Linked DNA regions of Homo sapiens: region 2 is linked to region 1. A link is a loop called in an ENCODE intact Hi-C map of the cell type or tissue named here. Cell type or tissue: mammary epithelial cell. All regions are shown on one strand. Each heading gives the region's core, and the rest is flanking DNA. Links, peaks and the distances in the headings are about the cores only.

What was found. Hi-C counts contacts between places; a loop is a spot of excess contacts. Peaks named below come from ENCODE experiments on the same cell type or tissue, not always from the same donor. Only the 100,000 strongest peaks of a DNase experiment are listed, where the experiment ranks them.
Region 2: it touches region 1 in a loop (6-fold over the local background); 2 of 110 quality-filtered maps call a loop at or near these places.

What each region holds. Positions count from the first base shown.
Region 1 is chrX:44,196,341-44,199,152 of GRCh38, forward strand. All of the region lies in intron 11 of EFHC2 (EF-hand domain containing 2), which reads right to left. Among named protein-coding and RNA genes, the nearest start is that of EFHC2, 150 kb to the right of the region's middle. In mammary epithelial cell, for the core only: no CTCF peak of the experiment used is centred there; no DNase peak of the experiment used is centred there.
Region 2 is chrX:44,351,480-44,354,291 of GRCh38, forward strand. No RefSeq gene overlaps it. Among named protein-coding and RNA genes, the nearest start is that of EFHC2, 9.2 kb to the left of the region's middle. In mammary epithelial cell, for the core only: no CTCF peak of the experiment used is centred there; a DNase peak (open chromatin) is centred at 1,452; H3K27ac peaks cover 934 bases.

The DNA of each region.
Region 1 (2,812 bases), core at 123-2,622:
TATACTCTGTATGCCAGCCCCACTCCTGGCTCCCCTGTTCTTTCTTACTTATATTTTTTCTTTTATTTTTAGCATTTGCATATTCATTTTATCCTACAGAACTGTCTACATCTTTCTAGCTTACCTTAAATCCATTTCTGAAACAAGGCAAAATAGATAAATATAAAAATACATACAATAGTGAGAAGAAGAACTGAAGGGGTATTTACTCAGAAAGTGTTTTTTAATCCTACCCCAACTGCCCCCATTCCAAAAGACAGTCTTCCAGAAAAGGCAGAGTCAAGGAAAAAGATTTTAATCACAGCCAAGATCTCAAAGTTGGTGGAGACAGCTGCTGAGCCATCCAGGGGCACATACATGCTTTCTAGACCCAGAGTGTAAGTTCCATGTGGCCAGTGGTAAGAAGAAATGGATGGAACTAATGTCATGGATATTTGCTGGCTTAGTGTTTAGCATATGTTAATTCATCTAACGCCCCCAGTAAGCCATTGAATGATTCTCATTTCACAGATGATGAACCTGAAGCATTAGAGAGGCAGAATGAATTGTCAACCTTAGCTAGTTTGATTCTAAATCATAACTCATGATGAAATTGCTAGACTGCCTGATGCAAATCCCAGCTCTGCAACTTAATATGTAATTCTGGGTACATTCCTTAACCTCTCTGCTTCTTAGTTTCCTCATCTGCAAAATGGGAATAATAATAGTGCCCACTTTGTAGGATTGCTGTGAGGAGTAAATGAGTTAATATGTAGAAAGCATTTAGTGCAACATTTGTCACATGGTAAGCAGCAAGCATATAAATGTTAGCTTTTATGATAATTATTAGTAAGTGGTAGAATGAATCATCCTTCAAGAAAGGTCAAAATAAGTCTAGGAATGCCCTGTCAATATGATCCTATTAAGTGAGTGAAAATTGAATCCAAACAAAAGGCACCACCTTTGTTCGTTCATTCATTCATTCATTCATTCATTCATCCATCTATTCTCCAACTAACATGCATGTGGGAATAAAAAGATATGCTGGGTAGCACCAGCCATAAATAAAATGAGTTCAAAGAGGCAAGGATTACTCTGAGCTGCAGTGGTAAGGAACATCTTAAGAGAAGAAATATAATTTAGTTCATGTCTTCAGGAGCAGGCAGAAGAAACTGGACAGCAAAGGAGAGACCCCTCCAAAATGGTGTGGGAAGAGAGTGACCCAGATTGGCAGCACAGAACCAGCAGTCCAAGGCCACAGATGAGGCTGGCACTCCCAAAAGGCAGCTCATTCACCTCTGAGCCTCTGTCATCCACCATGGGACCCAATACAGAGCACATGCACAATATATGTTTATTGAATGAAGAAAGAATAAACTTACATGATTAAACACTGTACTATGTGGCACGCCTTCCATACCCAGTACTTTGAGTTGCAAAATTTACTTGAATGAAAAGCAGCCTGGCAGGGCCTGCCCTATGGTGGCCCAAGTGCCATTACCCTCCTGCCCTGCGGTATCCTCTCATTTTATATCCTAATTTTTACATCACAATTCTCCCTCTGAGGAACTACAAATTAGCATTTACTTACTGCTCCCATTTTTAAACACAAAATTTGCAATCTAATTAAAGAAGAAATCATGGGTGGCACTAACCAGGTCATTTGTTAGCAACTAAATGGCTATATAGCGGCCTTGCTTTTATTCATAGAAGCTTCATTTAGAAAACAGACCATTAGAACACTGTATTTTGGATGAAACAGTAGTTTCACTGTTAATGATTTCCTCATTTCCACAAGAATATAATCATGGAAAAAGAAATAAAATAAACACAATATAAATATATATGTATATATAAAACCCCAGAAAAAGAGTTGGTCCTTTTTCCACTCTTTAGAAACATAAGAAACACTCTATCTGTTTTGGCACAACATTATATGATTTATTTATTCTAAAATGCCAATAATTTTTTCTAGCGTCCCATAAAATTCAAGGTTATAAGAATGGATGTGCTTCAAAAATAGAAAGAGAGAAGCCTAAGCGTGATTAAGATTTTTAAATAGTGGAACTGATTTTAACTAGGCCTATACGATCACAGCCAAATCCAGTTTAGCATAGGTATTAATAATAAAGTGACATTCCCTAATAATAACGTGTCTAGTCAGTATTTTCCCCAGTGTAATTTTAGAGAGTCTTATGGCATGGGAGAGAGATTGTGCATGGCAAAATGGTAGACTAGGCAGCAATTAAAACTCACACTCCTGGCTGAGCTTGTGAAAACAGAGAGAAATGTCCCCAGGTACCAACGCGAAGAGGTAGCTGACAGCCAGAGAGGAAGATGAACAAGCTAATAGGTGGCAGCAGGATGAGAGGTAGTTGGGGTGGGGAGGAAGTGGGATCAAACCCTTTAGCAGGTAAGAGCTTAGATTTTTTAACACTCACCAGGGCACAAACGACAAGACCTCCAGTCCAGGAGAGTAGCAATTGGGAACTCCTACACATTAAACCTATGCATAAAGCTAGAACTGTAAAAGGCTGCAAGTGAAGTGAAAGAATTAATAAATTCTACCCATTGGACAAGAGAGATGACAATGAGGCTTTTCTCTGCTGAGTCTCTAGGTATAAAAAAAATAAGTTATCTGATAGAAATCAAAGCCAATATTCCACCTAATAAGAATTTGGAGTATAAATTTATTTTGCCCACTTACTATATAAAGCTCTGATACAGTTCACATGTTTGTCCCCTCCAAATCTCACATTGAAAGGTAATCCCCAGCGTTGGAGGTGGGGCCTGGTGGGAGGGATTTGGATCATGGAGGCAGATCCCTCATGAA
Region 2 (2,812 bases), core at 301-2,800, 160 kb after region 1:
AGTTGGGTCTTGCTTTATGAGCCACATTGAAGATATTTTTGTTTTAGTAAGTGAGTTAAGCCCATTCACATTTGTTGATAAGATTCATATTTGTGGTCTCAACTTCAATATATTATTTTATATTGTAATCACCATGTATATTATGTATATCTACTGTTTCTCTTTCTTCATGCTGTTGTTGTCTTTGCTATTATAATTTATAAATATCTTTGAATATTTAGGAAGGCTTGTATTTTTGTTCTAGTGTTTGCCTTTGTACTTACAACATTTTTAAGAGATAGGGTACACACATCTTCAATTTTACCAAGTAATATTAAACTCCTTTTAAAGTGAACATAGCTGATACATTAAAATGTTAATTTCAATAAATTTAATTTTATTTCTCTAAATCTCATTTGTTCTTTTTAAATCTATATGTTCTTTCTTTTAAATAGAGTCTTACTCTTATAATTTCCCTTGCTAATTTTATTTCTTTAATCATTTTAAGCATACTTAGCAGAGTCCTTAACCAACAATTCTGATCTCTTATGTTCATGGGGTGCCACTTACCCTGCTTCCTGTGTTGGCTGACTCTCCTTCATGGTGGATTGTTTCCTTATGTGTTTATAAATGTTTATGGTGATCCCACCTATGTGGCAACTCATCAAGGTGGGACTGGCACCTTCTGATTCCAAGTGGAGTGTTCTCTTTAATATGCCACAGCTCACATATGCTGACCACTGCTCCATCACAGCCACAATCTACACAGAGAAGGCCTCTGCCTTTCACAGTGAGGATATTTTACAAAGCAAAAAGCAGTTCTGATAAGAATTATTTTCTTAAGGAGTAATAAAGGAAAATATCTTAAATTAGGGCTGTTGGAAAAGTCTAGGACCTAAGGCTACCATACACATCCATCTACTACCTGCATGTTCATACTTGCCACTTCCTTTGGGGACAATGATATCTTTATCATTTTGTACCTATTTAGATACTCGCCACATAATGTCTGCTCTCCCATACACACACACAGAGTTTTAGAATAATTGATTCCATAGTTTCTCATTTAACAAATATTTATTGAACTTCTACTCTGATGTGCCAGAACCTCTTCCAAACACTGGGACAAATCAGTGATTAGGACAGAGTGAACACTTCCAAACACCCGAGATCTGAGATTCTCAGTCTTTTATAAGTTGTAATATCTTGCTTCGTTTCCCTTCTGTGACACATATCTTCCCATACTGCCTCTCATGACACGTCTACCACAAAGGAACATCTGAAATGGTATATAGCTCTTTTTAAAATAAATTTAAAGTAAACTAATTCTGGGAATTACAAGACACCCCCTGAAATAACCGAAGACACCTTGGGACATGTCAAGACCAGCACTGGGAAGCACTGTTCTTGATGTTCAAAGAGCCTGTGTTACACACCCATGGATGAAGAAAGCGCAGGGGAGGCCAACAGAACTAACACTTCTAAGCAAGCTCAAACTGGCCTAAGAGCAAGGAAATATTTGCCCGGTTGGAGAATTTCTTCTGCGGAATGAGGTCATCTTGTAATCTGGAGCCTTTCTACAAGATGCAAGAGCCCTTGGCAGCAGGAAGGAGTGCCTTTGATGGTATTTCTGCACAAACTTCCTTTTCTCCTCCAGCGAAGCCTTGTCTGTCAATTCTCCCTTCTCTTGATATCTTCAGAAATATCACTGCCCCATTCCTCTCAGCTCCTGAAAGCTAGCACTCTTCTTCATTATTTTGTGCTTCCTTGGTTATATCCACATGTCAAGTCCTCATCCTGAGCGCTTAAAGAAGAATTAGCACCAATCCTTTACAAATGCTTTAGAAAATAGAAGAGAAGGGAACACTTCCTAACTCATTCTATGAGGCCAGTGTTACCCTGACACCAAAACCAGACAAAGATATTACAAGAAAAGAAAACTATAGACCAACATCTTTTATGAATAGAGACACAGAAATCCTCAAAAAAATACTGGCAAACCAAATCCAGCAACCTATAAAAAGGATTATAAACCATGACCAAGTGGGATTTATTCCAAGAATGCAAAGTCCGTTTAGCATCTGAAAATCAATCAATGTAAGGTACCATATTAACAGAATAAAGGACAAAAACCATATGATTATCTCAATAGGCACAGAAAAAGTACTAGACAAAATACAATGTCATTTTTCAATAAAAACACTCAACAAACCAGGAATAGAAGGAATTTCCTCAATCTGATAAAAGCAGTTTATGAAAACTCACAACTAACACCACACTTAATAGTGAAATACTGCATGCTTATACCCTAAGGTCAGGAACAAGAGTAAGATGTTCCTTCTCACCACTTCAGTTCAACTTGTACTGGAGGTTTTAGCCAAGGCAATTAAGCTAAAACAAAATAAAAGGCATCCAGATCAGAAATGAAAAAGTAATCTCTATTCACAGAAGACATAGTCTTGTATATAGAAAATCTTAAGGAATTTACACACAAACAATTGAAAATAACACATTTAGTAAAGTTGTAGAATACATCAATATTCAAAACTCAATTGTATGTCTATGTACTAACAAACAATTCAAAAATGAAACAAGAAAACTATTGCAATTACAATAGCATCAAAAAGAATAAAATACAGATGAATATATTTAACAAAAGAAGTACAAGACTTGAACTAAAAACTGTAAAACATCATTGAAAGAAATTAAAGAAGACCTAAATAAATAGAAAAACATCTTTTCCATGGACTGGAAGACTAAATATTGTGGGGTTTGGGGGAGGGGGTTTGAGACAGAGTCTTGCTCTGTAGCCCAGACTGGAGTGCAGTGGCAC